2 separate regions of the Homo sapiens genome follow, and region 1 is linked to region 2. A link is a contact called in ENCODE Hi-C or POLR2A ChIA-PET data. All regions are on one chromosome and are shown on one strand. The core of a region is the stretch at or near the end of the contact, and the rest is flanking DNA. Distances in the headings are between cores, read along the strand shown.

Evidence for each region. Hi-C counts contacts between places; a loop is a spot of excess contacts on that map. ChIA-PET counts read pairs that join two places held with the same protein, here RNA polymerase II (POLR2A). Pooled maps may share reads with other maps.
Region 1: a loop to region 2 is called in a map of lower lobe of right lung, with 7 times the contacts of the local background. The contact joins two enhancer-like sites. A Hi-C loop is called at or near these places in 35 of 168 maps with a recorded cell type or tissue (B cell, CD14-positive monocyte, CD4-positive, alpha-beta T cell and 23 more), 31 of 37 single-sample maps with no recorded cell type and 30 of 50 pooled maps. POLR2A ChIA-PET finds 5 or more read pairs at or near these places in 27 of 52 experiments (AG04450, B cell, CD4-positive, alpha-beta T cell and 20 more).

What each region holds. Positions count from the first base shown.
Region 1 is chr15:31,433,016-31,437,331 of GRCh38, reverse strand. It overlaps a transcript of KLF13 not described here. Among named protein-coding and RNA genes, the nearest start is that of KLF13, 110 kb to the right of the region's middle. RefSeq lists an enhancer at 1,965-2,484. Within about 2 kb of position 1,356, at least 34 of the 41 ENCODE cell types and tissues checked have a DNase peak (open chromatin) inside an H3K27ac peak, as active enhancers do; they include CD8-positive, alpha-beta T cell, gastrocnemius medialis, heart right ventricle and 5 more, where a contact is called at or near this core.
Region 2 is chr15:31,386,560-31,390,942 of GRCh38, reverse strand. It overlaps a transcript of KLF13 not described here. Among named protein-coding and RNA genes, the nearest start is that of KLF13, 62 kb to the right of the region's middle. Within about 2 kb of position 2,967, at least 21 of the 41 ENCODE cell types and tissues checked have a DNase peak (open chromatin) inside an H3K27ac peak, as active enhancers do; they include CD8-positive, alpha-beta T cell, gastrocnemius medialis, heart right ventricle and 5 more, where a contact is called at or near this core.

The DNA.
Region 1 (4,316 bases), core at 107-2,606, 48 kb before region 2:
ATCAATGGGGGAGCTGTAAGTGGCTGCGAGGGGAACCAGAGCAAACCCCAACATAAGGCATGGCAGAGAAGAGGCACCCTGCTGCTCCTCCACATTCCCAGTCACCTGTGAGGGCCTCCAGTGACCAGCATTCCAAGATCCTCTCCCCAGCCAGCAGCCACTACTGGCAGTGACTATGTGGAAGCTCCCAGTGCCCTTGGTGGGTATGAAACTGCTGGGGTCCATCTCTAACCTGGCCCAGTCTTTGCAGGGAAGGATGATAAATGGCCACTTGTCGCGCCCGTGCCCACACTTCATGAAAGTGTCCAGGGGATGGTCAGTCCACCTCAGATCGCCCTGGCAGTCAGGGCTGGCATTCCACACGTCTGGGGGGCAGCCTGAACTTTGAACACCCCACCCTCAGGGGTTACCTAGCTGACCCTGCAGCAGGGATCTAAGCCTGTGAGGATGGCAGCGAGTCCCTGAAGCCTGGTGACCTGAGCTCCGGAGCTCCGAGAGGATGGCTGGCTAGATATTTAGTTCTCTCTCCTATCTGTGGTAATGACTAGCAAAAGGGGGCTGGTCGGGTTCTTTCCAGGAAGGTAACATTGTCACACAGCATAGAGTAAAGGGACCCCACAACCTGCTGGGCAGTGCAGTAGCCCCAGGCCACACCTCTGTGAATGGAGCTTCCTGGTCTGGGACCCCAACTGGGGCGAGCGAGGGGTGAAGTGAGCAGTGCACAGCACATGGCATTCCCACATCCTGCACCCTCCCACCCACCCTTGCCTCACTCATGCCGGGCCCTGGGGGTGGGATGAACTGAGAGCCAGAAGTCCCACGTGAATGCAAAGCACTTCCACCCTGCTCACCTCCTACCACACCAAGTGCTGTGGTAAACACGCTCTCCCAGAGATGGGCCGAGCCACGGGCTGGGCATGGATTCTCACCATCATCTGCATTTAGAGGATACCAGGACACAGAGGGGCTGAGGGGCCCGGCTGCCACATGCACTCACATCCTCGGAGGCGTCACCCTGAGTTCCTCCTACTGGGACCCCAGAAACAAGTCATCCCCTAAGAAACCCCAGAGTCCCAGAGTGGTGCCTAGCTGCCTGGCCCTGTTCAGCTCTCACAGGTCCTGCCTACGATGGTGGAGGTGCTCCCTCCTTCCCTCCCTCCCTCCCTCCCTCCCTTTTTCCCCCGCCCTCCTTTCCTTCCTTATGGGCCAAGTGCATGTGCCTGCTCCACTGGGTGGAGCAGAGTGATCAGGACCCAAATTAAGGGACTCCTGGGGCCCTGCAGACATGACTCCTCCCGGCTCAGTGTTTGCCAAACTTAGACTATGATCCACTAAGGTTTGGACATAAGCTCAGTGGGCGGCGATTCCTAGAAAATAGGAGTGTATCACACGTAGGGTGAGTGTTTCATGAAAATGGCATAAGTTATACACATACATGAATAAATGTACATACATCTGTACATGCATGAATACAGCAACTATGAATGTATACTTTAATTTTCTGTAGAGATGGGGGATGAGTGTAGGGTGAATGTGTCTCGCATAAGGGTGAGTGTTTTTGTGAAATTGGTGCCAGTTTTAGATATCTGTACACGCCTGTGCATACACATGCATGTGGGGGTGCCGTGGAGATTGCATCATCTCCTGTGGGTCACAGCCAAAGACGTCTGAGCAACTCTCTTTTATTCTGTTTACTTCAAGAGAAAGAAAAAGTAACAAGCCAAAAGCCCCTGGGCTTCTCAGGAAACAGGCTGAGGGACACTTTCAGCACAGGATCGGAAGGTCTGGGGGTGGAGACACATCCTTTGCCCGCCACAGACACTGGAGGGCGTGTCGACATTGCCTGCAGATGTCCAGGAAAGAGCTTGGACCCTAGGGGGCGGAAAACCGTGGGTCTGTGACCTTGACAAGCTCTCCAGCCTCCCGGATCACCTTCCTTGTCTTCCTTGTCTTCTTTGTCACCTGTAAAAGATCGAGAGCCTCTTGAGGCCGTTTTGAGATTAAACACACCACCTGCGAAGGGTCCTAAGCATGACCCTAGCGAGACCCTTCTCCTAGTCATTCTCACAACCAAAGGTTTTCAGCTTGAAGAGAAAGCCCGAGCTGTCCCCAGTGTCCCTTACTGTGACAAAGGCCCCTCGGAACAGCCCCGCCCCCACAGCCTACAACACATTGAAAGGACAAAACATAGACAAAACTTAAAAGAAGTAAAAACACACACGTTGCACCCGCCCCGTCCCTTAGCGTGCATAAGATATACACAGGAAGGAAGTGGCCAGGGTGATTCAAGGAGGCTGAGCTGCGACGGCTCAAGGAAAGGAATATTTCTGACAAGTCCGCCTTGACTGTGGTTTTGAACATGATTTCAGCCCTAGTTTTGGCCAGTCCCCCGGCCCCCGCCAGCACTTGTGTCTGCAGTCTAGACACAGCAGCAAAGGGGGACACCCATGCAGGAAGGCGCCCAGTGGGCTGCCCCATGGCCTTGGGGTTGGAACCAGGGCAGGATGAGCAAAAGCTGCTGCGCGCCGGCATTGACGGGGGGCTGTGGCTGGGGCAGGGAGGCGTGGGCTGCTGCCCAATCCACAGGGCTGAGGATGAAGGGGAGCTCCAAGAAGCCTGCTTCCCAGTATTTTCCCAGCTACTGACTCACAAACAAACCTGTTTTTGATTTCTGCTCTTAACCCGCTTCAGGCCCTAGCAGGTCCAGCCCCGTGGAACCAGGGAGCTCCAGACACGTCATTCTCAAACTCAAAAGTCCCTTCCACGCCCCTGAGATAGCAAAGACCCAGTTCCAAGCCTCTCCCACCTCCATCCACAGCCTCTCCTGCTTTCCAAGCCTTTCCACACCCCAACTCTGGCTCAACTGGGGGCAAGCACCTGATTCGAACCTCCCTTGGGGGGTACTGTTGGTTCCCGGCCCTTCTTCCCAGTCCTCTATAAAAGGCCTGCCCATCCCCAGAGCCAGCTCAATGCCACCTCCTCTGTGCACCTTCCTGGCTCTCCAACTGGCAAGTCTCTCTCCTGCTGCCACTGATCCTGCATTTTACTGTGTGGGCAGCTGTATGTCCAGCTGTGTGCAGCTGTGTGAACCTGAGCAAGTCACTTACCTCTCTGAGCCTCATTTCCCCATCCGTAGAATGGGGATATTGAGAGTTGTCTGCTGAGATGAAGTAACGGACGCGAAGCAACGAGCCTGGCACACAGTCTTGGCACCAGCATTGTACCACCAGTGGCAATGATGGCAGGCCTCTTACCCTCCACTAGGTGGGAATCTCTCTGGGGTAGGACTTGGCTGTTCTCTCTCCATCTTCTCTTAGTTCTAAAAAGATTTCCTACATCTGGCAGGTGCTCAAAAAAGAAATGTGAGGGGTGGTGTCTCCTGGTGGTCTGGGGCCAGAAGATTCTTCACATGGCGAGGGCAGATAAGACCCTGAGCTAGGCAAACCACACCTTTTGCAGGAGGGGCAAGAGCGGCTGTGGGGCAGCTGTGGCCTCGGCTGCCAGGGACTGGCGTGGGACTGATGTCCCTTGCATGGAGCCTGAGTGGCCAGTCAGTGTCAGCCCACACAGGGGCACCACTGCTTCCAGACCAAGGGCTCAGGGAGACCTCACAGGGCTGGGCTCTCAGGGCAGAGGTATCTTTGAGATGACATTCCCTGGGGCCCACAAAGGTGCCATAGTCTGAGCCCACAGGCTGGACGGGCATCCTAGCCCATAGCCTTCAGTAGAACGGGAGGTGGGAAACAGGTGAGTTCTTCAACAGTCCTGGCTCACTGCCCTGATCGCATGTACAGGGTGCAGAGCACACAGGGACTGGGGAAGGGGGGGACCCTGGTGGAAGAGAGTGGACTCCCTGAGAGAAGGGAACACAGCTGACAGCCCAGGGAGACCAAGGTGGCTAGGGTTTTTAGGACAGAGGACCTAAACAGAGAGAGCTGGCAAAACACAGCCCTGGACATCTGCAAAGGGACTCCTCGGTTATTCACCTCATGTGTGTGGAGAAACTGCCTGGGGCCAGGGAAAAGCCACCGCATGGAAGTAAAGAACAGCAGCTGGAGCTCCCAGGGGGCTCCCACCAGCCAGAACGCATAACTCCTGATTCACTGGCCATTGGGCACAGTACTCAGTGGGTAGCCTAAACTCAGCCCTGGACTAAGCACTGCTCCACGCCCACCTAACAAATCATAAAAGCAAGACCCAACAAGATCAAACAGTTTCTCAGTAGCTTCATTGTATCTCAGAAAAAAAGCTCAAGATTATTTATGTGTTTATTTTTCTGCTTTGTTTTGAGGCAGAGTCTCGCTCTGTCGCCCAGG
Region 2 (4,383 bases), core at 1,718-4,217:
ATGGCCAGAAAGGCTCCCACCAGACATGACCTGTGGTCTGGGTCTTAGGGGATGAATGAGATTTGAGTAAGGAAGCCTGTTTCAGCTCAGGGAGCAGACCAGAAGAAAAGAAGGAAAATAAACACAGGGATAATGCCGAACACAGAGATAAGGGACACAGAAGCCTGATTCAGTAAATCCACCTTCAACTAATAGGAATTCCAAAAGAAAAGAATGTAGAGGGAGGGCAATTAACAATACAAGATTAGAGGAAAGCGTTGCAGACCTAAGGAACAGACCTAAGGAGACATGGGTCTGCAGATGGAGTGCTCCGTGGAATGCAGGATCAAGGAAAAAATGACCTGCCTCTAAAAATATCTGAACAAAAGTGCAGAGCAACAGGGAGTAAGATTGGTTGACAGATTTCGAAGATGGTAAAAATAAAATGTTCACGGCAAAGGCTGAGAACTGCAGTGCATCAGATCCCCATCAGTAGCAATGGTTGTAAGAAGATGATTGGCAAGTAATTTTGAACCTTGTTTTCTATACTAGGCCAAATTATGAATCAAGCATGGGGTAGAAAAAAGATACTGTTAGACCTCCAAGGACTCAAAAAAGCAGAAACCCATCGTCCCATGCATCCTTTCTTGGATAGTTACTTGAGGATGTATTCCAGCAAAGTGAGAAAGAAAGCTAAGAGAAAGACCTGGGATTGACTCTTGAGTGATCCACCAGAGGGTGGTAAAGGGAGTCCGGGGCTGTGCTCCCACTCAGGGACAAGGAGTGGGGGTGCGGATCCATGGGGTAGGAGAGGGCAGGGGAGGTCTTGAGAATAAAAGGGTGGCAAAACTGAGGCCACATCAAAGGCACATTATTATTCTGTTATTAATATTATTCTGTTAATAAAAAGGAAGCAAGGCAAATAAAAGCTATAGGGAAAATGTATATAACAAAATTCAACTTCCACTGTAAAGCAAACTAACATAGGATAGGATTTTCAGTTCCTGAGGGAAGGCAAAATGAGTTCGCCCCATTTGCTCTGGATGCTAAGAATATCTTCCTTGTGTGGTTGGAGACGGTGGTGGTGGTGTTGATGACTTTAGGCCCATAGAGAAAGAAATGTGCCCCTGGCCCAGCGGTTAGCTGTGCAGTGAGTAACATGTAACAGTGACATGCCCAACTGCCTAGGGGTGTAGAGGCTCCCACTGTTGCAGTTCGAATCCACTGGGCTCCACTTTTACTATAGACTAAGCTGCAAAAGTAAAGGCTGAGGAGGATGGTGTTGTGGGACCTAGAGAGAGTGGATAGCAGAGGCCATCCTACTCCCACCTTCCATGAAGGGGAGTCAAGATGCAGACCAAAGGTATGGTAGTAAATATAGGGGAGTAAGAGCTAATGTAAAGTTTCAGAGAGAATCTGCAGAAGAGTTAAAACACTCCTCTAATGTAAACACAGGGGGAGGAGGGAGAAGGTGCAGAGGGTAGAGGGGACTGGAGGTAATTACAGTTGATGCTTGAACAACATAGGGGTTGGGACCGTTGATCCCCTCCCCCATTGAGTCAAGAATCCACATAAAACTTTTGACTCCTCAAAAATTTAACTACTGATAGCCTGTTGACGAGAAGAAGCCTTGCTGATCACATGAACAGATAATTAACACATCTTTTGTATGTGAGATATATTCTGCATTCTTACAATATGGTAAGCTAGAGAAAAGAAAATGTTATTAAGAAAATAATTATAAGAAAGAATATATTTAGTATTCATTAAGTAGAAGTGGATCATTATAAAGGTGTTCGTTCATTCTCATTGTCTTCATGTTGAGTAGGCTGAGGAGGAGAAGAAAGAGGAGAAGCTGATCTTGCTGTCTCAGGGGTGGCAGAGGCAAGAGAAAATTTACATGGAAGTGGACCCACGCAGTTCAAACCCATGTTGTTCAATGGTCAACGGTATTCATCTTTCATATTAGGAAGCCAGTGTATTTTGTCAAATACTCATAAATCACAAAGTAGGAGGACAAGTATTTTATTAACACTGAAGGGAATAACGACAAAAACAAATTAAAAACAGAAGCGATAAAAAGTTTAGTCCCCTAAAAAAAAAAAAAAAGTTTAATCCCAAGGTGGTAGAACTGGTGTGTGTGGGGGGAATGGGTAAAGAGACATTCTTATCATTAGTTTTTTTTTTTTTTTTTTTTTGGGATTTTTTAACCTTGTTCGTATGTATGATTAGAATTCCTGAATTTTAAAAATAAAACCAACAATCAAATTACTTCCAAAGTCCTTGAACATCATGACTCAATACTCCATAAAATAAACATATTTTACTGGTTTTCTTTTTCTTTTTTTTTTTTTTTTTGAGACAGAGTTTCGCTCTTGTCACTCAGGCTGAAATCTTGGCTCACCGCAACCTCCACCTCCTGGGTTCAAGCGATTCTCCTGCCTCAGCCTCCTGAGTAGCTGAGAGGGATTATAGGCACGCACCACCGCACCCGGCTAATTTTGTATTTTTACATGGAGAGACAGGGTTTCTCCATGTTGGTCAGGCTGGTCTTGAACTCCTGACCTCAGGTGATCTGCCCTCCTCAGCCTCCCAAAGTGCTGGGATTACAGGCGTGAGCCACCACACCCAGCCTTTCTGTTTCATTTTTAAAATCATTTTCACTGGCACTTTCTCAGTTTTACAACTGTCACCAACTGTACACAGAGCATGCATTCTATACCCTAGACATGAAGGGAAAACAAACAAACAATCAAACAAACAAACAGTTTCTAATGCTTACCTAAAGTTACAGTGCCAGCTGATGAGAAGAATAATAACCACCCAGGCCCATCATGTTCAGGCACTTCCAGGTACCAGGACAGATGACTTCGACTCCTTCCTGACTCGTGGCAGCATCCTTACCTAGTCTCAGATCAATGAAACCTGTTCTTGTTTTAAAGGCCTCCCAGCAAGGAGCTCAGCCTGTCTCCTCTCCGGCTGAAGCAGTTCTATTTTTATTCCATGCTGTTTGATGGCTCATGTCCAAGCCAGTGGCTGTGCTCCAGGTGCCAGACTCCCTGGCAGCACCCCTATTATGGGACAAAGCTCTGCCTGGTCCAGGCAGCAACCTGGTCACAGCCTGATCACAGGCTGGTCACAGCCCTGTCACGGACATCTGTGCACACTTCAATCTGCCCGTTGTAGGGACAGCCTGCAGGCCTGCCTGAACCTGGCCAAGCCCTGATAACATGCAGGAACCACATCTGTGAACCATGTCACAGACTGTCAAATTGTCAAACATTTCACACCTACAGTGAATACAAAGAAAGGAAAAACAAGCCCCACTTTTCCCACCACCCAGTTCTCGTACAGGCAGACCTCAAAGATATTGTGGGTTTGGTTCCAGACCACTGCAATAAAGCAAATATCACAATAAAGTGAGTCACACACATTTTTTGGTTTCCCAGTGCATATAAAAGTTATGTTTAAACTATACTGTAGCCTATTAAGTGTGCAATAGCATTCTGTCTATAAAAATAATGTACATACCTTAATTTAAAAATACTTTTTTTGCTAACAAATGCTAACAATCATCTAAGCCTTCAGCAAGTTTTGGTCTTTTTCCTGCTGGAAGGTCTTGATTCAATGTTGATGGTTGCAGACTGATCAGGGTGGTGGTTGCTGAGGTTTGGGTGGCTGTGGCAATTTCTTCAAATAAGACAACAATGAAGTTTGCCACACCCAATTGACTAGTCTTTTAGTGATGGACTTCTCTGTAGTGTGCAATGCTGATAGCATTTTACCCACGGTAAAACTTCCTCCAAAATTGGAGTCGGTCCTCTCAAACCCTGGCACTGCTTTATCAACTAAGTTTATGGAATATTCTAAATCCTTTGCTGTCATTTCAACAATGTTCACAGCATCTTCACAAGGAGTAGATTCCATCTCAAGAAACCACTGTTTTTGCTCATCCATAAGAAGCAACTCCTCATTCATTCAAGTTTCATCGGAAAGGAGTCTTTTTTCCTGAGCAGTAGATCTCAAAGTGGGCTTAAAAATATTCAGTAAACCATGCTGTAAATAGACGTGCTGTCATCCAGGCTTTGTTCTTCCATTTCTAGAGCATAGGCAGAGTAGATTTAGTGTATTTTTAATGGTCCCAGGATTTTCCGAATGGTAAATTAGCACTGGCTTTAACTTAAAGTCATCAACTGTGTTAGCCTTTAACAAGAGAGCCAGCCTGTCCTTTAAAGCCAGCCATTGACTTATCTCTAGCTTTGAAAGTCCTAGATGGGATCTTCCTCAAATAGAGTCAGTTTCATTTACATTGAAAATCTGTTGTGTAGTAAAGCCACCTTCATCAATGATCTTGGCTAGATCTTCTGGATAACTTGCTGCAGCTTCTATAGCAGCACTTGCTGC